Regions from separate parts of the Mus musculus genome. Here all the other regions are linked to region 3. A link is a loop called in an ENCODE intact Hi-C map of the cell type or tissue named here. Cell type or tissue: left cerebral cortex. All regions are shown on one strand.

Region 1 (8,000 bases), 79 kb after region 3:
CTCCGGTAGTACTGTGTCCAATTTTCTGAGGAACCGCCAGACTGATTTCCAGAGTGGTTGTACAAGCTTGCAATCCCACCAACAATGGAGGAGTGTTCCCCTTTCTCCACATCCTCGCCAGCATCTGCTGTCACCTGAGTTTTTGATCTTTGCCATTCTGACTGGAGTGAAGTGGAATCTCAGGGTTGTTTTGATTTGCATTTCCCTGATGATTAAGGATGTTGAACATTTTTTCAGGTGCTTCTCTGCCATTCGGTATTCCTCAGGTGAGAATTCTTTGTTCAGCTCTGAGCCCCCTTTTCTTAATTGGCAAATATGAGTCCCTTAAATGTTGGGCTCTCTTCTTAAAAGCATGATTATTTTGATAAAAATAAAATAATGGAGAGAAGAAGGAAATGGAGGAAGGGAGTTAAGAAGAGATCAAGGGCAAGAAGGAGAGAAGAGGGAAGATTAGTTTGCCTACTCCTGAACCTAATTTTGTGTAAATTATAAACTAGGTTTGCCTAAATTTTAAGCTTCATATCCACTGGCACTGCAGACCTTTTCTTCAATTTACATTATTCCAAATCCAAGAGGATCAATTCTAGTCTGTGCACTATGCTTGGAAATGCTGGGGCTGTCCCTGCTCTTTATTTTCTCACTGAGATGGCATTTCCTTTATAGTACCTGTACACCTCTCCTTGTGCCTATTTCCCAGCTAATTGGACACTGTGAGAGATTTAGGTCATACATGACCTTCCGTGTTTCATTCAATTTCCTATTTGTTTCTTAAGCAATCTTTATAAATAACAATGAACTACTTTAAAAAATATATTTGCCTGTTTTGTTTTTTTTTTTTAAATAGTTGGTAGATTGCAAAGAAGATGGAGTGGTGTTTACTGCTCTAGAGGTGATGGGACCTGGAAGAATGGAGCTGATAAATGAGGCAGACTAAAGTCTCATGCACTAGTCCATTTTATTCAAAGCACCAAACAATTTATGCTCTAATGGTTTAGAGAACTCACATGAGTAAGGTGTCCAATCGCAAGAGCAAGCCACATGTGGTGGACAAGGTCCACAGAGAAACATGTCTTTCTATAGAGGCATATAAATACGTTGTAATCACTGGTTGTAATGAATAATCTGAAGTAAAGTCACCCCTATCTGCCACACCAGGGAGGGACACAAAAGCACAATCTAAGAACAATATTGTGATTTTGAAGAAACTGAGGTCACAAGGCTTCTGTCTTGGTTTTCCCACAGGCACCCAAAAAGCTCCTCACACAACTTCATGCTTGGATCTTGTTTTGACAGAGATAGAACAAGATTGGAGATGAGGGAGGGAGGGAGGGAGACAGAGACAGAGAGGTACCACGCAGATATTTCAGTAACCCCACTTTGAAAGTCCTGGAAGTAATAATGAAAACGTCAAACCAAGTATAGAGATTCTTCCTGCATACAGTGGTAGGAGCCTCTTAGCTTTTATGAGATATTTTCAAAGGTCAAGGATCACAAACTATTAAGAAACCATGCATTCTAATGATATAATGGAAAGGATATTCTGTTAATAACCACTTTTGCTTTCATACCAAAAAATATAATATAAACTTTTCCTGCAAGATTATAATTTTCACAGTAGAGTAGGTGGAAATGTGAACTATTTCTTAGACATCTCTGACTTGTAAGTGTGGGAGAGGGAAGGGAAGAAAGGCAAGAATGCATCTCTAATCAAGTCTTAAGGTAATCTGGATATTTTCTTTAGAAACTTTTCTAAGAACCAGGTCACCTGTAATAAATTAGCAGTTATAGCTTTTGGAGATTTACCAGTGGGAAGGATGTGTCTTCTGGGCTGTCTTTCATTTGCAACACAGCATTAAGTTAGGAAATCATTGTAAGCGTGTCTGTAGTATAAGCAGTGGTTCAAAGAGAGGCACAACATTCTGCTTGGCCCATGGAGACCACATTTCTCTTTTCCAGATGTTGGGTCAGAAAGGTACCTTTACAACTGGGGTGGTTGAGGTGGCTGGCTGTAAGAACTACAGTAGGCATCTGGCTATACAAAAGGAAGCAACTGGAGCTGGCTATGGAGAAAGACATGGTTTGGTCATTTGCAATGTAGCTAGTTGTTATGTATAAACTCTGTTCTTAATGCACCTTTTAACCAGTTTTATTGAGATTATCTCCCTCTATCCATCTATGTGTACTTTAAGTTAACATGTAAACTCTACTAAAAGTGTTACATATACATGAATTTTACTGTATTTCCTTTAAACACTTTTGTCTTTTTCGTTGTGAGCTAATGAGAAACAATAGTGAGCTAATGAGAATCATGATAGGTAGGATTTCTGTGGTGGAAAAGAATGAAAATAGTCTCTATAAGCTCCTATGTTTGAATACTTTGTCCCACTCCCCCTCATCCCCGTTTCCTTGGTAGAACTATTTGGGAAGGATTATAAGGTATAGCCTTGTTAGAGGAGCTATGTCATAGCTGGTGGGCACTGAGGTTTCAAAAGCGCCTCTCTATCCCAAGTGTGCTCTCTGCTTCGTTTGTAGTTGCAGATGGGAGCTCTGCTGTCTGCCACTTGTTATCTCCATTCAGCTTTCAGGAACTCTTAAGTCTCCGGAACCATAGCCCCAAAGGCTTTTTTCCTTCTGTAAGTTGCCTTGGTAATGGCATTTTATCACAGCAATAGAAAAGTAACTAAGACAGATGGGTTAGGGTTAGGGATGGTAAGAAATAACTTCTATAGAGGGATAAATTTGTCTTCCTAAATGTTATTTATTGTTGAATAGTGAATGGACACATAACACAAAAAAGTATCTGGCCTGTACAAATGTGGTATAAATATTACAAAAATCATTGAAGAAAAGATGAGTATCTGAAAGGAAATCAGAAGAACACATATTGCTTAAAGAATATAAGAATATCATAGACACAAAATTATTATTGGGCCTTAAATCAATCAAAGAGGAAAAAGATCAAACTCATCTTATTAAATTATTGAATTTGTGTTATTTCAATTAATAGAAATGCAATACAGATAACTTACAAAAAACAGAACTATTAGATTATATAAATAATGTCTATGCATAGTTTTAGGTAGATAGGGTGGTTTGATTTATATAGAGAGTTATAGGGAGTTATGGTTGCCTTGAGTCTCAGAAGAGATCTTGGGCCTTGGATATTAAGCAGTCTTGAAACTGTGATAGACTATGGGGACTTTTGAAGTTGGACTAGACACATTTTGTGCTCTGATATGGTTATAAGCAGCAGGAAGTGGACTGTGGTGGTTTTGGTAAAAACAGCCCCATAGGCTCATATATTTGAGTGCAGTCACCAGGAAGTGACACTGAAAAGATTATGAGTATTAAGAGGTGTGACTTTATTGAAGTAGATGTGGCCTTGTTGGAAGAAATCTGTCACTAGGGGTGGGCATTGAGAGTTCAAAAATGAGCACCAGACCAAGGCTCTCTGTGCCTATGAATTGGGATGTAGCTCTCAACTACTTTGCCAGTATCTGCTGGCATGCTGCCATGCTCTCTACCATGATGCAAATGGACTAAGTCTCTGAAAATGTAAATAAGAAACAACTAAATTTCTTTAATAAGACTTATTTTGGTCATGATGTCTTTTCACAGCAAAGAACAGTGACTAAGACAGCAAGTTGTATGTCGGGAACAGGCCTAACCATGTATATTGGATGACATTCATATGTCATCCAAGGTTTCTCCCATGTGTCTAGCATGATACCCACTGTTGCTCTTAGATCCAATAATCTCAACAACCCCAGTTGAAAAACCACCTCTGTTTCCCAACAGTTGGAAAAGAAAGTGTTGATTCTCAGTTGGCCAAACAACATCCTGTGTCTCCATGGTAACCATTCCATGCATTACAGGGATGGAGTGCTCTAGAGTCAGGGACTGGATTAGTGCCTCAGAAATCAAATGAATCAAGAATTGAGGAGCTTTTCTTAAGGTACAGGATCTTGTAAACCACAAAGAAATGGCTATAAGTCAAGTGACCGCATGTGTAGCAGAGGTTAGAAACACAGACTGATGGCATAGCAGAGGTAAGTCATCCTTATTGGTGTGTGATGGCCAAGCAGAGTAAGGAAACAGGCCATTGTTAGAAAATGCTGAGTGACTGTGATCAGATTCTTATTTGAAAACGGGTTTTTTGCTAATATCGTGTTGTTCAGATTTCTTGAGACAGAAGAGTGGAAATCAGAAAATGAATCATACAGTTATTTCAGCTTGATTTGTTTAATTTATTCATGAGGGCCATTATAAAATAGGCAAAGGAGGGGAGAGAAGCTGCCCCTGCGCTATAATTATGCAGGTCTACCAGCAAGCCAGCTTTGATTTTTCTCTGGGGAAGCTCTGCCTCAGGGTGTGGTCACTTGTGAGCTCTTACTGCATCTATTTTGAGCTTCAAAAGACCTAAATGTAGGTGTGTGTTTAATTACTTTTCACTGAATCATTCGGTGATATTTAGCTCTAAGAGAATGGTCTAGCAAGCGCTGCTCCTCCAGGCATAAGACTAGACAGCATTGTGGGAGTGCTTTTGACTACTCTTAAGCAAAGAAAATGACAGAATAGGAAGAACATGAAGCAAGAGGGCAGGAAAGCAAAGCAAAGTGCTGAGCAGCTAGTGCAGGAAGGGAGACTTCGACTCCTGCCCAGTGATTTATCCTGAGGTAGCCAGCGGGTATGAACCAGCGGGTCAAGCCATTTTCTTCTGGCTGCAAGTTCTTAATTCTCTTCATATGTTTTGTTCCTTTTGGTTCTTTCTAGTCTCTCTTGAGCATCCGAGGCTCCCTTTTTTCTCCGAGACGCAACAGTAGAGCAAGCCTTTTCAGCTTCAAAGGTCGGGTGAAGGATATTGGTTCTGAAAATGACTTTGCGGACGATGAACACAGCACGTTTGAGGACAACGACAGCAGGAGAGACTCTCTATTTGTACCACACAGACATGGAGAAAGGCGTCCCAGCAACGTTAGCCAGGCCAGCCGTGCCTCCCGGGGGATACCCACTCTACCCATGAATGGGAAGATGCACAGTGCAGTGGACTGCAACGGTGTGGTCTCCCTAGTTGGAGGCCCTTCTGCTCTCACATCTCCTGTGGGGCAGCTACTACCAGAGGTGAGGACCATTAAAGCTGCATCTGAGAGCACAGAAAAAGAAAGGACATGGGTACAATCAGGGATGTGGGTTTTGATTTACACAGATGATAATTTTCCTGCATCTTTTATTCCCAGGCCAAGAGGTGGCTGGTTTTATCAAGCTATGAACTTATCTCCTTAAAAAAAAAAAAAAAAACAAAAAAAACAAAAAAAACCTTCAACACAACTCTACAAATTAATATCATACAATGAGTTTCATAGGCATATTTGTTCATTATTATTCCTACAGTTTGGACTTTAATGTAAAAGTCAAATCACATCTTTGTCATGCAAGCATGTAACTATCATCATCATCGTTGTTGTTGTTATTATTATTATATTTTTTCGAAACAAGGTTTCTCTATGTAGCTCTGGCTATACTAAAACTTCCTTTGAAGACCAGGCTATCCTTAAACTCAGAGATTAACCTGCCTCTGCTTTCCAAGATATGGAATTAAAGGCCTGTGCCACCACACCTAGCAATATGATTAAATATTAAGAAATTAAAGAATATAAACATGAGCATGATTACATATACACATATAAAAGGACAGACAGACAGACAGACACACAGACACACATACACACATACACACACACACACACACACACACACACACACACACACACACACGTATATATGCATTTCAAAGGTTTTTCTATCCTGTCCCTTTAAAACAACTTCACACCTCCACTTGCTGTCATGCTCACACTATCCCATCTAAATCCCTTACTTCACAGTTCTCCAGATTTTTCATAGTGTGCCTTGCCCCCAGTACCAACTCTAATGACCCAGCCACCCTTCATCAGCAAAGAGACTGCTTGAATAGCACAGGCTACAGTCCCATGTTTTCTTTTGGATTTCTATTTCTAATGGATTTAGCCTTCCATATTACTGCCATGAATTCTTCCTATATGCAAAGTCACCCCAAATTGAGCATATGGAAAAGATTTTCAACTTAATAATGTTTATCAGGATGTATCACTGATGGTCCCTTTATAAAGAGGGGCATTCCTCAAGTTGGCATTAAATGAAACATCACTTAACCTTTATAAAACACTTCAGCCATGTTGTCTGATCACATCACAGTTTCCCCAGCTGGGATAAAATCTCCTTTATATTATTACTCTTATATCATTTCTTTTTTTTTTTTTTTAAAGCAGACACATCCCTTACGGCCGTGTTATAATGGTCCAAATAGTTTTCAATTACTTCTTTTTTTTTTTAATTTTTTTAATTAGGTATTTTCCTCATTTACAATTCCAATGCTATCCCAAAGTCCCCCATACCCTCCCCCCACTCTCCTACCCACTCACTCCCCCTTTTTGGCCCTGGCGTTCCCCTGTACTGGGGCATATAAAGTTTGCAAGTCCAATGGGCCTCTCTTTTCAGTGATGGCCGGCTAGGCCATCTTTTGATACATATGCAGCTAGAGTCAAGAGCTCTGGGGTACTGGTTAGTTCATAATGTTGTTCCACCTATAGGGTTGCAGATCCCTTTAGCTCCTTGGGTATTTTCTCTAGCTCCTCCATTGGGGGCCCTGTGATCCATCCAATAGCTGACTGTGAGCATCCACTTATGTGTTTGCTAGGCCCCGGCATAGTCTCACTAGAGACAGCTATATCATACAAGAAGCCTACAGAACTTCAATTACTTCTTAGAGGAATGTCTTGCCCTGGAATATGACAACAGCGGCTGCTCACCACTGATTTCTTATGGCCTTTTCTCAGCTTTTCCTTCCAAGGAAATTTCCATGTATCCTGGAAAAATAGCAAGCCATGGAAGAGTAGAACTTTGTTGTGAAGCAGACAAGAAGAATGATAAGGAAATGTCACATGTTCTTAGAGAAATAATTTTAGCCAGTTATGTTCAACACATTTCCCAGAACACTGTGGGTTTATTTCATTGAACCCTCACAATTACCCATTATAATAGTTACTAGTTTATGCCCATTTTACAGAGGGACAATTGAGGCCTATACATGCTTAAACTAAGATCTGATCCCAGATGTGCTGTTTACAAGCCCTACTATACTCTATTCACAGTGAAATACAACATTCTGTTGGATTTTCTTAAATGGTAAAATCATTACCATTATAAGGTTAGGTCTTCTCACCGAGATCTGCCTGACCCAGCCTCCAGAGAACTTGGATCAAAGGTGTGCACCATCACTGCCTGGCTAAACCTTTTTCTTTCTGTTTGTCTTTCTATCTTTCTTTTGTTCTTTCTGTCTGGCTTTCTTTCTTTTTTCTTTCCTTAATCCGCAAAATCTAAACACAGTTTAATTAAAATACCAGAGACATATTAAAAAAAACAAATAAATCAATGCCTTAAAATGGCCCCAACCTAGTGTCTTAGTTAGGGTTTTACTGCTGTGAACAGACACCATGACCAAAGCTACTCTCATAAGGACAACATTTAATTGGGGCTGGCTTACATATTCAGAGGTTCAATCCATCATCATCGAGGAGGTAGCATGGCAGCATCCAGGCAGACAAGGTACAAGAGGCAATGAGAATTCTACATCTTCATCTGAAGTCTGCTAGCACAATACTGGCTTCCAGGCAGCTAGAATGAGAGTCTTGTAACCCACACCCACAGTGACACACCTACTCCAACAGAGCCACACCTTCTAATCTTACCACTCTCTGGGCCAAGGATATAAACCATCCCACTTAGGATATGAATGAGTTCACTGATAAAATGGAAACACTGACGAGGGAAGTTGAGGAAGACACCAGAAGCAGAGAGTTCCCATGCATGCAATGGCACGTGCTGTTCCACTGAGCTACTTCAATCCAGGTTCTGATAGATTGATGTAATACTGAAATATTGATGTATAGATAAAGAAAAAAAAA
Region 2 (8,000 bases), 98 kb after region 3:
TGAGTTCCCCTTTCTCTTTTAACTTGTATATGTAGTGTGTGTCCTACATCCTGATCTTCAACCACACTGAAAAACATATTCACTATAGGCTGTTAAATAAAATAATTACTTTTTTGAAAACGAGTCTCTATGAATTAACCTACATGACCTTTAAATGTCTTAGTTAAAATAAATAACGATGATAACAAAAGACAGTTCTAAAAGCTTATGTAGATAGGGTGTGTGTGTGTGTGTGTGTGTGTGTGTGTGTGTGTGTGTGTGTGTAAAATATTTGCTCCTTTTGTTAGATAATTCTTTGGCATATGAATAATCCATCTTTCTATAGTTAAGACAGATTGGCTATATAGTTCTGTCGATGTTTCTGCAGGGCAAAGCATTAATGATATTCTTACATTATTTTTTTTCCAGCTTAGAGTCTTCAAGTTGGCAAAATCCTGGCCCACACTGAATATGCTCATTAAGATCATCGGCAACTCGGTGGGCGCGCTGGGCAACCTGACCCTGGTGCTGGCCATCATCGTCTTCATTTTTGCCGTGGTCGGCATGCAGCTGTTTGGAAAGAGCTACAAGGAGTGTGTTTGCAAGATTTCCAATGATTGTGAGCTGCCGCGCTGGCACATGCATGACTTCTTCCACTCGTTCCTGATCGTGTTCCGCGTGCTGTGTGGGGAGTGGATAGAGACCATGTGGGACTGCATGGAGGTCGCAGGCCAGACCATGTGTCTTACTGTCTTCATGATGGTCATGGTGATTGGGAACCTTGTCGTAAGTAGGAAAAACACTTTTCTCCTTTTCAGTCACAGATAATATGGTTTTAACAAAGTTTGATTTAAGCACATTTTATGTTTTCGGGAGAGTTATTTGGTATTGAGTTCATTTCCAGTTGTCTTTAACATCAGATTTCAGGAGCCATAGCTGATTTAGACTTCTGTCACATGCACACCCTCCAAATGTCTCAAAATTAAAATAAAACAAGAAAATAAAGTCCAATATTGGACATTATATGGGCAGAGTCATTGATACAGGTAAAAAAATATAATAGACAAAGATATTCCAGTAATAATCCTTAAGAAATTAAATCCAAAAATAATTGTGGTACTGTAATTCAATTTTCTTACAGATAAAAATTTAAAGAGTTTATCTATTTGTCATCCAAGTAAGAAATTTAAGGATGAGTCAGAGACATATAAGTGTATTAGTAAATTTCTGAAGTGGGGAGACAGAGAGCTCCTAGTATGGCCGCCAGGAGCCATGGGAGGGCAAATGACAGAAGGTCAGAATGGCCCTGACATTATCTTTCTTCTCACTGACTTTTACCTGACACGTCAGTCACGGTCATTTGCATTGGAATTTTAGCTAAAATCTTCTGCAAGTTTCCACTTTTGAACTAAAAACCTCTGCATTTAGTCCTGTCTATATTTAATTTTGATTCCGTGTTTGAATAATTGAGGGTTGTGTCAACTAAACCCTGATTTAAAAAATGATGACAGTCATGTCCCCAGCACTGCCTAATTCCTAGTAACCTACCTAGTCTATGGACTTGGAGATTCCTGGTGATACCACAAACATCACTTTTAATTCAACATAACAGCGGTGTTATTATACCACTTTGTTATATTTATAAGTCTTGCATGAACTAGTAGCATCTACAAGGTTTTTTTTTCTTAATCAAAATTAGGAGTGTTGATCTAGCAATACATATATTTTTTAATTGAATTTAGCAAGTTACTAAGGTGAAAAAGGTTGCAATGCTGCAGAGGCCAAATCATATCCAAATATATAGTTCTATGAATCAAATTACAATAAGTGTTCAGTGTCCTACTAAATACAGATTACATGTTCAAAATAACAAGCATCCAAAATAGCTATTTCTTTTACTTGTCTAGATTCCCCAAGACATAAAGTTAGTATAGAAGTTTCATACCATGGCAGCTTAGGGATTTTGAAACAAACCCAAAATAAAAAGAGTATGAGTAGTGTTTGCTATCAGCCAGCCATTTGTTTGTTTTTACTTTTCTTTGCTGTGTTCTGGGAGACCTTGTCTTTAATGGGATGTATGAAGACAATTCCACGTCTTACAACTAAAGCAAGGGACACAACAGGGTGTCTGATTGCTCTTCCTCCACTTTTTTGTAGGTTCTGAACCTCTTCTTGGCCTTGCTCCTCAGTTCTTTCAGCTCGGACAACCTGGCTGCCACAGATGACGATAACGAAATGAACAACCTCCAGATAGCCGTGGGAAGGATGCAGAAGGGGATTGATTTTGTTAAAAGGAAGATACGTGAATTCATTCAGAAAGCCTTTGTCAGAAAGCAGAAAGCTCTAGATGAAATCAAACCCCTTGAAGATCTGAATAACAAGAAAGACAGTTGTATCTCCAACCACACAACCATAGAAATAGGCAAGGACCTGAATTACCTCAAAGATGGAAACGGGACGACCAGTGGCATAGGCAGCAGTGTGGAGAAGTACGTGGTAGATGAGAGTGATTACATGTCATTCATCAACAACCCCAGCCTCACCGTGACTGTGCCCATTGCTGTGGGAGAGTCTGACTTTGAAAACTTAAATACAGAAGAATTCAGCAGTGAATCAGATATGGAAGAAAGCAAGGAGGTAGGAAATTTAAAATAAAAGAGATATTTGGGTATGTATTTCTGTGGCTTCAACACTATTAGATACATTATAGTACATATTGCTTCCCTGTAAGAAAATAAGAAATATCTACTGTAATATTTATATAGTAAGGTGTTTGATAATATTGTTATTCTTGCTATGCAAATGTTATCATGACTTTAATTTTCAAATATTCACTTTCCAAACTCATAATGTTAATATGAATTTTTCTAAGCATTTTCAAAATAAGTATAGATAATATATCAGTGTATACACATTCATCCTTATAGTTCACCACAACAGTGGTTTTAGTGTGTACTAAAAGGTAACTAATGGGGAGGAGGTTCTTATTCTCATTTTCTTATATTCTTGCCTGTTATGAAATACTGCATAAAAGAATAGTATTCATTTTTCCCAGACCTATTAACTCATGCTAAAGTTGACTTTGATTAACTTTCATGTTTCCTAAAGTTGATTTTGTTTTTAAAGGATGAGAAGTTTGGGGTAGGGAAGAGTACTAAACACTTGTCTAAGCCAATTGAGTGCAGCCAACCTCCTTAGACACAGAAATCCTCCATATGTGATTGAACGCAGATTCTGAACTTTATAATATAGTCTTTGCCTTATGAGATGGTTATGAATACCAGTGAATGATTTTGTTGTGTTTTGCTACTAACCCCTTGAATTAATGGAAAAACTGAGGCACTGTCTATTTTCAATGTCTAAACCAACTGTTTCTTGAAGGGTAGATAAATGGATGGACTTAGAGGTTGAGAGTTGTTTGAATTGAGTGCTCTTTTGTGCTTTCCCCAAATTCACTTGCCCCTTTATCGGCTTTCTAGAGTGCCTTGACTATATCATTTCAAATCCATGCCCTAATTCTGTAGGCTAACTCTTCTGCTATTTTGACAATATTTAATGCAATTCATGTCATGATTTTTAAATGCCTGTGTCACTTCTTAACTCTTCTGAATAATGTTGACTCCATGCTAGAGCGATAATCTTTCAGAGAGAAATTCTGTGGTGTAATAACGGTGACCTTCACTTCTGACCATTCTTACTTCTCACAGGGGTGAGACCAAGCTGGCGCCATCAAGAATGCCGCTCTGGTGTTTTTTAAGCAGCCAGAGGCTCGAGCCATCACTTTTGCCCAGGTTACCCAAGCAAGTTGCACATATATAAATATAATCAGTGTCGAAATGACTTGACTGGCCTGCATGTTACTCAGCTGCGTCCCTTACCCATCCATTGGCAGTAATAAGCACAGCTGCTCCTAGGTCGGGTCATTTAAAGCATGGTCAGGCAAGGCTGACAACCCCAACTTTTTTCTATTGTTTTAAGAAAACCGAATTCAGTTGCTAATTTCTTTATGTAGAATTTAATAGAGAGTATACACTTATTTAAAAGTGAGCATGCATGCCTTAGTGGACTTCGTAACTTCCAAATAATGTCACAAGTTTCGAACATGCTAGCAGCCCAGAAAAGGATTGTAGATGCTCTCCCCAAAACACTGAAGCTTTCTGTTCTCTGCCCCTTTGGTTTTATATTTTTTTCCTTCTATAACTTTTAAAATACATCCCCAGCAAGTGTGCTCTGTAGGTAATATTTTGCTCCGAGTCTGCAGGGTAATATGCAAATTAAAGCAATCTCTCACCCACATGCAAACTTCCCAACTGACTTACAATGTGATAATAATGTAAATGAATGGGAGTGTTTGCATTTCGCTGCCAGCAGCAAGGGTATAATTTTCATCCACTTCATTTTAGGGAAAAGGGCAATGCTTTATTTAGCAATTGACCAAATGCTTTTGCATTTAGGATGATTCTCTTGGAGATTCTGTTTATATTTACTCTTAAAATTCCTAGAATGAAAGAAAAGGAAATAAACTTCGAGTCCACCAAAAATAAAAACAAAAAGTGAAGATAAACTTCTACCTACCTTCAAATGCTGTGCCCATTCAGAAAATGGACCTGGGGTCCTTTGTCCTCACCTCCTTTATCCACTGGAATTTCATTTGTCTTCCCCCTTCACCACAGCACCTCTCAAATTTTGTCCATGACACAGTATTTTCATATACCCTGTGCATAAACACTTCCACAGGAAAATCAGAGCAGGTGCTTGTCTCCTCCTTTGTTGTTTTTAATGAGATAACTCCCACATTGTGTGTAATGATGCTGGGAGCCCTTTTTATTTTCACTATTTAAGATTGAATTCACAATTCTGGGCACAGGAATATTTAAACCAAGTTGTTTTTTTCCAGTTTTATCACTTTTGTAGAAATGTTAGTAAGATACTTTATCACTTAGAAATAGTGGCATTAAAACTGTAAAATAACTTGTAATAAAAGCACATTGAGCCTTTTTTGAAAGGAGGAAATATCATAATGTCATTAAAACATTCTTCAATATGTGGGAAGAAAATTCTATTGGTAGTACCCCTGATTCACAGAAAGTGAGAACTTACATATCAGAAGGACAGTGTATGCAATAGCTAAGACACAGCTTCTTCCCCTGTTATATACTAATTCCTCATTACCTTTGGGGTAATGATTTGCTTGTCATTCCTTATAAGGTTAAGATGCCTTTGTCTCTGAAGAGTCCACTTTCCAGTTCCTCTAGGGAAAGGCACTTGGGAGAAATGGCTGTCAAGTACTCAGCCCTCTGAAGTGTTGAGGCATTAGATCAAGAGTAAATATGTTGGAATACAGATAAGGCAACAATTTGGTTGTTACTACTTCTTATAATTTTGAATTTCTTGTGAAAAATCTTTCAGAGTCTCTTTGGGAAATGTAGTTCTACACCTTAAAAGAGCTTTCGAAATCCCAACCTGGGAAACATGATGGAGGCAGAAGTATGTAGGTCAGATCTGAGCACGCATGGGTGGGGATGATAACCCTGGATAACTCAAGACTTTTGTCATGAAATGAGCAGCCCTTGTGGGAAAGATTCTCAGTGGGGTAGCGATAAAGCTAAAATGGGCCAGACACATTGGTAACCTTCTAGAGGTAGGCCGTCACAATGTAAGTCTCTTTTGTAACTTTAGGAAAGATTTTTAAGTCTCTTATCTACGTTTTCAAGTTTGTAATAAAATGCCCATTACAAATCAGAAAATGATTTTCTAGATAAATCACCATAATAGCTTAACTTCATGATTAAAAACAAAAGTGTTCACATGAGATACTTAATGTGAAATACACTTTTCTTAACATCTCTCCAATCAGGACTTACTTATGTTTAAAATTATCTATTTTCTGGATGGCTAGTAGTTTGACACAAACAAGTTTAATAATAATTTATTGTTGATATAGAAAATAAAAGTTAAAGATATAACCTTTAAGATTAAAACACTTGACAGTAGGGTCTGGATTGGTAAAATGCTGCCTTTCAAGCATAAGGACATGGACTGGGATCTTCAGAGCCCACGCAAAACCCGTGTAACATGAATGGCTGCAACCCTAGCACTCAGGGGACACAGGAACAAGAGGGTGCTTGGTGCTTTCTGGCTAGTCAGCCTCTCCAAGTTACTGAGTTCCATTCAGTAAGAGACCCTGACTCAAAAAATTAAGGTAGAGAGCAATGGAGGAACCCACTATATCACCTTTACATACACACACACATCCACATACATGTGCACATGCACTAACATATACATATGCACATACCCACATAACTAACACTCACCTCAAAGCATGAAGTAGTGCATTTTGGTATTACTAGATCATTAAATGGGACACGATTCTTCCTTGCTCAGCTTACACATTTTGAATAACTGAGTGATAACATCACTGATATGAAGTGTTCATAAAATGTGGTTTTTACACGCACGTGTTTTATATATCTGTATGACTGCTTCTGGTTTATAAAGCATACCTCAGTGACTACTTTTATGTGACCTTTCTAATATCCCAACCTTGTAGCTCACCTGTACTTCATTCAAGTTTAACTAGGCACACACCCTCTAACAGTACCCTTCTACCCATTTATTTCCTGATAGGTTCGGTATGTGTAGCACTAAGGAAACTGTATCTAAACTGTGTCTATGTGCCACACATCTATAATTTGATGCCTTACTTTGTAATACTTCAAGGTGTATAATGCCCAGCCTGGGGTACTACCAGGAAGCCTAGAATGGAAACTTCTTATTAAGAACATAAGCTCCTACAGTTATTTAACAGTGATATCCACTGGACAGCTCTAAGTGGCAAATACACACTATGGTCAGGTTCATCACAACTAGGAACTCATCTGAAGCTGATGCTTTTTATGTTGATTCATTTAATGTTGTGGGATTTTTAATACATTTTAACCCACATATTTTATTGAAATGATGACATTTAACTCCTATACAACAAAACCATTGAGTTGCTATAAAGAAAGATTTTACTATTCATTGTATTTTTTGTTATAAATCTTGAGTATAATTTATGATAAGGGTTTTTTTTTTATTCATGAGATATTCCAATGTATGTTTCTCTCATACTACATTACCACAGACAAGAGCTAAGAACAAGATGTGACACTGAGGTTCCTAGTTATGATTCATAGAAGTCAGCAGTGTTATAAACACTATCTATAACCTACAGTGTTGAATCATATACCCACTCTACTAAATCTTCCAGACTATTTAAGGTTGAGTTTAGTTGTGAATCATCAGAGAAACTTCCTAGAACACTGTAGAAGAATAGCGCGCAGAAAGTCTAGGGCATAGCCACTAATTAATTCTGACATTGACAAAGTGACTAAGCCCACTGGATAGTGGTGCGATGGCTTAATGTGCAGCATGGTCTTTGCTGTAGTAAATCGAGTAGCACATGGAAAAGTATACACACCGACAGTGTGTGGAAGGCGCTATGCTATTGCATTCTGGGGAAGATGAGATTGCAGCTGCTCCTAAAGGGGTTCCATTCACTGTGGAACAGCAGATCTACAGACTTCGTGTAGAAAGAATGGAAACGAAAACAAACAAACAAACAAACAAACAACTGATTTAGTAATTATCCTGATAGCTAACCTTACAGACTCCTATTTAGGGATTCTTGGCAGCTTGATTTTCAGACAGCACTCAGTTTCAAGAGTTGTTGATCAACATTTTAACATACTTGACTCTTTGAGGAACCTTGATATTCTGCAGTTAATGACATCCCTGTGAATGCAGAAGAACCAGACAGAAAGCAGCAAAAGTAGTAGAGGCTGAAGTTCATAAATGGACCACAAGGTCACTCATCCATTCACATAAGAAACACTCACTAAGGACAAGCTTTGATGAAAGGTGAAAGAGATATGCTAATGACAGAAACATGGTCTTCTGTCTCAAAGTCAAAGTGAGTGATGTACATATTCTAGCAACACAAAATACATCTGAAGTTGCACTTTGTGTAAAGGGAA
Region 3 (8,000 bases):
AGAGGGAAGGAGGGAGGGAGGGAGGGAGGGAGGGAGGGAGGGAGGGAGGGAGGAAGAGAGAGACTCCCAAAGAGAACCTTCCATTCCCATCTAACCATACTGACTCACAAAAGTGATGAATAACTTAGGTAGAGACAAAACGCTGTAAAGGTCAACAGAATCCCTCCCTCAGTTTGCATCTCCTTCTCAAGAACTTCCCAGGAAGATCTCAAGAGCCGAAGACTAGAGTCTGAGTTAAATTTAGCATGTGGCATTTTCTAGCCCCCTTTTTATTAATCTTTAAAAGAGAAAATAGTTGAAATAAAACTAATATCACAGACCTCTTTGGAATGTAATGAGATGATTTGTGCAAAGTGCTTACTTAGTCCCTTGCCCCATCAAAAACATGAAATAAAATTTATGCTTTAATATTTCCCTTGGTAAGATTGGAAAAGCTGCTTGTCAAAATTTGTTTATGAGAATTAGAAGGTCTTGCCAGCCCAGTTTTTGCCCCATTTTTTGTTTGTTTTGTCTTGTTTCTCTTCATCTCTCCATGCATAACATGCTGTGTTGACAAACCGAAGTCCCTTGAAAGGAAAAACTCTCATTTACAGATCTGCCTCTATCAGACTGGCCTACGGGCACGTCTGTGGGGGTATTTTCATGACTAATGGCTAATGTGGGAGGGGCCAGCACATGTGGGAATTTCCATCCCTAGGCAGGTGGTCCTGGGTTGTATAAGAACATTTAAGAGCACAGGCTGAGCATGTTCTGAGAGCAGGCCAAAAAGCAGTGTTCTGTGGTCTCTGCTTCAGTTCCTGCCTTCAGGTTCCTACCTTGTGATCCCCAACACCCACATCAGGCGGCGTGCAACCTCCTGTAACTCCAGCTCTGTGGTACCAGATGCCCTTTTCTTACCTCTCAGGGCACTGCATTCATGTGTACATACCTGTGCATAGATGCACAGAGGCCAAAAAAAAATCATAAAAAAATATTTCCTTCCTGTATTGTGAAAGTCTGCAATGTTCTAATGATAGCACCACAGGACAAGCATTAGACATTAGACATGGAATTAATGTTTTCGATCTGTCCTGAGTTGGCAAGGAAGTATTGAAAGGATATTAGCAGACTTTTATTTTTAGTTTATACAGTTGGATAAAACTGTATAAATTAAATTACAGTTTAGAATTTTTGCATTCATTTTTATCTCCTTAATGCATCTATTTTGCATGTGAAAACTGAGGCAAGGAAAAAAAAACACCGTTGGTATAAACAAGACTTCAAGTTTCATTACTTTCTCTATCTGAGGACCGGCATGGTTAGGTAAGGGAGAATTGGCAAAAATAAAAATAAAAAAAGCATGTCCTTACCAAGAGTAAAAATTTACTTGAAGTAAAATGTGACTACTTTTCCTGCTAAAATTAAAATAATTTTGAAAACAAAGATATTAAAGTAAGTATTTGGATTTTATTCTTAAAGCAAAGCAACAGAAGAGGGACATTACACTGAGAGATCATCACAGGTTTGTTGCTGCTAGCAAGGTGAATCTAACTCTGCCTGATTTTGGAAGTGTGCTGTGCTTATAAATACTGTATATGTACACATTTTCTGCATAAATATACAAATATCTGGTGCAGGAAGCAATGTTGATGTTTTGCCTATTTTCTTAAAATAGATAAAAACATTCTAGATGAGACTAAAGGTTTTTACATAAAAATAAAGTTGTAAGAGTTGCCTCATAGTGTGCTCCCCCTCTGCCTCCCTCTCCCTTGCTGAAAACAACCTAAGAGTGTAGAGCTCTAGTTTCAAGGCAGACATTGTTTAACCAATAAATTCAACATATAGTCTCAGTATGTCCAAGTGTGTGTGTGTGTGTGTGTGTGTGTGTGTGTGTGTGTGTGTGTGTGAGAGAGAGAGAGAGAGAGATCAAAACATATTTTAGATAGCTTAATGAAAATGCATGCTATTTACTTCATTGACTTTTATGCTTTATGACGGGCATGCATATTAAAGGAAACATAGGAATTAAAGCACAAAAATACAAGTATATGTACAATGAAAATACAAAAGTAATGCACAAGCTATTTTTCTAGGACAGTCATCCATTCATTATCTGGGAATAATTCGTGTTTCAGGTACGTGTTAAGGATCCAGGCTTATAAAAGTGAGCAAATTGAAGTGACTGTAAAGAAACAAGAATAGATTCAGTGAGGGCAGGGGTATGAGCACAATTCTGGGCACATGCCTAGATTTTGGTTTTAATGTGGAGGTCCTCTGCAAGAGCAGTGAATGATCTTAACCTCTGAGCAATCTTTCTAATAATGAAACGATCATTATTATTTTTTTAAATCGTATTTTACCAAGATTTTATGTCAGCTGGCAGAAAATCTTGGAACACTGCAAGAGAGCGTGTAATTGGCTTTCAGCACCACGGACAGCACCAGAATCTCTGAATTGGTACTTGACCCTGTTTGATGAAGTTGGTTTTGAGAAAAAGACAGCAGATAGACTTTTTAAATTTCAAGTAGTTTGTGACTCAGAACTTCATAAACAATTGTAGAAAATTAAGCACGAAAAAAATAAGTACATAAACTAATATGTATTGAACAGGTCATATACTCAGCAAAACTTTGGTTTTCTAACTTACTTAACAAGTGGGGAACTTTGAATTCTGCTCCTACCCTCCCAATGAGGCCTTGCTTCAGACTATGGTATAGAACAATTATCACATTTCAGATTGCCTATATGGTTCGAGATGTTTCAGAAAGTTTGATTGACCGAGGTTTTTGTCTTTTCATAAATCCATCATTCTGTTAACAACAAGCTTATCTCTTAAGACAATATACTTCCTCACAAAAAGATAACCAATAATGACATGATTAATAATTACAATTAGTTTCATATAGCTCTTTTCCATAATGTTCTGAAAACTCAGATTTCATTTAAACATAATAAAAATAAATCAAACTCCAAATGTTAAACTACATTTTAAAAAACCACAAAGTATAATGACATTTTAGTGTTCAATTTGTAACTAACTAGAATAGTTGAATTAGAGTACATTAGAATTCTGAACTATACACCATTTAATCTTATGTGTTGAATGTTGCTTTGCCAAAGGAACTTGAAATTACAGCGATTCCACTTGTGGCCAGGAGATGGAGCTGTCATGCAAGACGCTCCTCTCCTACATTTATTTATTTATTTATTTATTTATTTTAATTTAGCATGCTGTTTTCTGACAGTGGGTACCATCGAGTGACTGAGTGTCAGAACAGAAAGCTAAGGCAGAAGCAGAGAGGATGCAGTGATCGCCCTGTCTTGGCTTTTTCTCTTTAGTAAGGATATTATTATCGCACATGTGAGATTTTACTTTCTGCTGTAGGCTGAATTCTAGAAACCTGCGTTGGAGACTGGTTATATTCAACACGCACATGGATTCTGTGCTATGAGTACCATTCCCTTTATTTCAGGTAAGCAAGCATGATTCTATTTTTGTTGCATCAGTGAATCACGATTCTGCCAAATGATGGCATTTAAAATAAGATGTGCTTTGTAATGTTGTATGCAGAACTCAAAGGCTCAAATGCTCTAATTCTGGCTGTTCTGCGTTTAAAAACCTTCCTATGCTAAAATGATCACTGGCTGTGCCATGTTGTATTTTCAATGTTTTCTTCGGCTTCTTAGCCTTTCATTTCTGTGGCTGTATTTGTTTAACATCAAAAGATAAAGCTTGCAGAGTGAGGGATGGGCCTTCTTCTCACAAGGGAAATACTGATGTTTAATGCGTTGAACAAATCATAGAGATGTAATGAAGCAGACTAACATGGCAGTGGCTCTGCCAGAGCCCACGGCTGAGCATCCTGGGCACAGTTTTAGAGCTACCTCAGCATCCTGAGCCCAAGGCCTTTTGAACAATTGCTGCTGCTAGGATGTTGGGATTCTTTATGTTTTTGTTTTAACCTTTTAGAACGGTATGCAAGTCACTGCTAGCCCACGAGTGAAGATTGATGTAATGTGTTTAATAGATTCCGAGTGACAGCACTGGACTCCCCCCTCCCCCCTTAGGAGGAGAACAGTGGAAACTAATTAATTGCTGGGGGAAAATGGATTATCCTTATCTGTGAAAAAAAAAAGACAGTGGGCATTTAGAATAGTTCCATTGTGAAAAGTGTTCACATTTTAAACAATTTTAGGTCACGTGATGTTAGCTAAAGAGTAGAATGACTCAGGAGGTGGAAATGGTAACAACCTTCCTTTTTATCCTGGTTCCTATGATTAAAGACTTTCTTTATGATTATCAGTAGAAGCAGAAAATGAAATATAGAAATGTCGTATACAAAAGCCATTGGTTGCCATTTGGCTCAACATTTGGATTGATTTGAATAAATTAAAAAAATAGGAATATTTTTACAAGATTGTTAACTGCTTCACTCTCTCTTGTTGAAAGACGTGTGTGTGTGTGTGTGTGTGTGTGTGTGTGTGTGTGTGTGTGTGGTGTAGGAGGCAGGCAGTGAGGGTGCATGCATTTGAGATGTTTCTATCTCAGTCATCATTTTCCTATAAAAAGGTAGTTATGCTATGTTTGAGGTTGTGAAATCTGTGAGTTTTCGGGATGTTTAGGAATACTGAAAAAATATTATTTGAATATGTAGAATCTATGACGAGTTTTCCGTTATACAGAGTTCAATAAATAGGATGCTATTTAGAATCACAGATTTTTATTTGGCATGTATCCATCTTCCATTTAGAGAAGAGCAACAGTGGCTGAGAGGTTATGTGGGTTTTACATTAAGTGGAATATTACACTCAGAGTTCCTGTTAAATTAAAAGCAGTAGGTAAGACTTAGGACCCTGATTGGCAGGCTTCAAAATCTCCTACAGCAATTATCTCCACTGTTAACATATTCCAGGCCTAATCCAGGTCTACTGATATTGACTCTGGGGGATGTTGGCTTGGCAAATTCTGTAAAATAATTCCTTTCAGTGTGTATTACTCAGTGGATAAACATACACAGGACTAAATTTTCTCCAGGGTCCTTCCAAAAGCCAAAAGACAACAGCTCAGTTAAACATTTGTGGAGACTGTTGTTTAATATTGTATTTTCACTTTAGATTTGGCGACTTTATCTACCTTGTGCTCCTGAATGACAAACAGCCTTATAGAAGCTCATTGTTCTACATATTCTATTCTATAGAATGGTCTGTGTGCATATAGAGAGAGTAATTTGTGAATACTTAGATGGTTATACAGATTATATAATACCTCTTCAATATCTGGAGAAAAGAAGGGCTTTAACATGTGTCATTTCTACATAAATACTTGTGGAATATCATATCTTTACTGAAGAGTGGTTCATGGTAGGAATTGAAAAGTAATTACAGGGACTAAGAGATGGCTCTGTGGCTAACAGTGAGCACTGCTCTTGCAGAGGGACCTGCATTCAGTTCCTAGCTCCTACTCTGGGCAGCTAACGGTCTTCTATAGCTCCAGCTCCGGGGGATCCAATATCTCTTTCTGTCCACACTGAATACTGCATTCACACAGCATGCCCATACAGAGACATGCGCATAATCTGAAAATAAGCCAAATCTTTAAAAAGAAAAGAAATTTGCTCCAGAAGACATGAAACTTTCTTGTGGTCTCTGTGGTACACCCATCTACCCACCCAGACATTTACCCCACACATACCCTTTCCCTTACCCACCCATTGGTACACACATGAAAAAAAAAACTAACTAACTAACTAAATAACTAACTAACTAAATAAATAAAAATAAATAACTAAATAAATCTTAAATAGAAATATACATGTGCAGATACTGTCATTACTTAAAATATTATAATCACCAAAATAAGGGATGAAGAAATAGGAAAAGCAGGTGGGGCTGGGCCAGAAACCGAATAACAACGCGGGCTCAGAGTTTATGATGGATGATGGAAGTCTCAGGAAAAAGTAAATTTAAATGCTATTCAAAAGTTAGATCTTTAAGAAAAAGTTGAATATAAATTAACAACAATACAGTTTTGATCAATTTAGGCACAGAGGGAATTAAGCCCTAGGAAGGAAACTGAGGTTTACTCAGGATTGAAGAGAAAAATTATGGACAATAAACAAGAATCCAATATAATTGTCGTTTTATTTGTTTGTTTGCTTGCTTACTATATTAGGTTGCTATTTTCCTCTGGGGCACTGAAAGTAAAGTAAGAAATTTGATTTTCAGTATTAAATATTCAGTGTACTTAAGCATACTCACTTGATGTCCAGAAGTTAGATTAGATGTAAAGGCCGGTCTTATGAATATGTATGAAGTCACAGGAATCATTGAAATCTCACATAAAAGCAAATCCATGGGGAGGTACGGTTGAGGAACATTCCATTCGGTGAGAATCAGAGAAAATTGAGTCTACAAGTCACTGGAGAAGAACTGAGACAAGAAACAACAGTCAGAGTGTTAGAGAATACAGGGAGAGATTGATTGGATGACTGTAAAAAACACAGGGCCAGCAGGCTAGAGAAATGGCTTAGTTGTTAGGGGTTGTTCTTCCGGTGGTTAAATTCCCAGGACCCGCATGGCAACTCACAGCTGTCTGTCACTCCAGCTCCAGAAGCTCTACCAACCACTTCTTGTCTCTGTGAGCACCGAACACACAGGATGCCCAGTCTTCTATCCAGGCAGAACCACCCATACACACAAAATAAAAACAACAACAACAACAACTTTTAATCAAATAGACTTACAAGACCAGAAGGGATGGGTGATACTTTAGAACGGTGCTGTGTAAGTCATTTTGAGTGGCTTGTTGTTGTTGTGGCTTGTCCTTGTCTGTAAGATAGACTATGTATTCCCCCCTTCAATCTACTGACCCCTTAGAAAGGGCCATGTGTGGCATATGGACTTTCTTGAAGGCACAATTAATCCTCAGCAGCAAATTGCTTGCCTGCGGGGCACAGTTTGGTCACATTAATCCTCGAATGAGCGATTAATAACACTGCTTTAAAGCAAGCTCATCTTGCATCTCTCCATCATCTTACTCGCAAAACAAATACCACCGAAAATGTGCTTTCGGTTGCTCCGATGCACACCTAGTACACAGAGTGGTTTGGCTGGGAATGCCCTCCCTAGACTCCACGTTTGCCTATGTGTTCCTCAGTTGCTGCTGCTGTTTGTGGGGGGTTATGAGGCGCAGTCTCGTTGGAGGAGATGTGTCTCTGGAGGCAAGCTCTGAGAGTGTGAAGACTCACCGTTTCCAGGTCATCTTGGCAATTCAAGACGTGAACTCTCAGCTTCTGTTCCTGATGCCAGGCTTGCCTTTTGCTGCCATGATAGATTCTTATCCCGCTGGAACCATAGGCCCAACAAAAATCTTTCTTTTCCTAAGTTTCCTTGGCCATGATGTTTTATCACAGCAACAGAAAAGGAATGTACTTGGGGCTAGATTGCTGATTTCTGTGTTCATTATTCAAGCACTTCCCTAACACTCACATTTCATTGGTACTTTAACCAAGATGTGTCTAGAGAGAAAAGAGTTTGCATATTCACAAACTTCCTTTACTAATCTTTGAAGTCTCCCTACCAGAAATCCTCCATTCTTTCTGTTGACAGGCCCAAAATTGTCCTTAGAGATGATCGATCTCTAGTCAGTTGCAACATGGCCAGGTGATGTTGATGTTGAATTTCATCTTTCACATGAAATTCACTGTTCTCCCGGTTCAGCGGTTTGGTTTAGAACTGGCCAGATAAAGATACGGCATCTGGACTCCAGAGCTCACTATACTCTTTGTGGTCAGAGAAAGGATGTCAGCAGAAGGCATGTAAAATCAGTGTGGCTACTGATAGCTTTCCTTCCCTCCAGGTTGACTGTGGGCAGAACAGGAAAAGGTAGATGTTCTCCAGATGTTCTTGTCCTCTGCCTCCCTCTTGTCATGTCATCATCCCCTGAGGACATCCTAGATGTCTTCACAATCACCTCAGTTAGTTTCTAACTCTGGTAAGAGTATCTTTAGCTCTGGTACCTA

What was found. Peaks named below come from ENCODE experiments on the same cell type or tissue, not always from the same donor. Only the 100,000 strongest peaks of a DNase experiment are listed, where the experiment ranks them.
Region 1: a loop joins it to region 3, with 4 times the contacts of the local background. A loop is called at or near these places in 2 of 42 quality-filtered maps.
Region 2: a loop joins it to region 3, with 6 times the contacts of the local background. A loop is called at or near these places in 2 of 42 quality-filtered maps.

What each region holds. Positions count from the first base shown.
Region 1 is chr2:65,696,944-65,704,943 of GRCm38, forward strand. Scn2a (sodium channel, voltage-gated, type II, alpha) reads left to right here. Exons shown (of 27, transcript NM_001346679.2): 12 at 4,774-5,121. Among named protein-coding and RNA genes, the nearest start is that of Scn2a, 80 kb to the left of the region's middle. In left cerebral cortex, no CTCF peak of the experiment used is centred here; DNase peaks (open chromatin) are centred at 3,561, 3,806 and 4,430; H3K27ac peaks cover 1,315 bases.
Region 2 is chr2:65,715,252-65,723,251 of GRCm38, forward strand. Scn2a (sodium channel, voltage-gated, type II, alpha) reads left to right here. Exons shown (of 27, transcript NM_001346679.2): 16 at 409-765; 17 at 2,137-2,616. Among named protein-coding and RNA genes, the nearest start is that of Scn2a, 98 kb to the left of the region's middle. In left cerebral cortex, no CTCF peak of the experiment used is centred here; DNase peaks (open chromatin) are centred at 4,297 and 7,330.
Region 3 is chr2:65,617,564-65,625,563 of GRCm38, forward strand. Scn2a (sodium channel, voltage-gated, type II, alpha) reads left to right here and starts at 3,206. Exons shown (of 27, transcript NM_001346679.2): 1 at 3,206-3,452. In left cerebral cortex, a CTCF peak has its summit at 3,120 (motif pointing right); DNase peaks (open chromatin) are centred at 3,207, 3,838, 3,950, 4,450 and 1 more place; H3K4me3 peaks cover 2,352 bases; H3K27ac peaks cover 1,689 bases.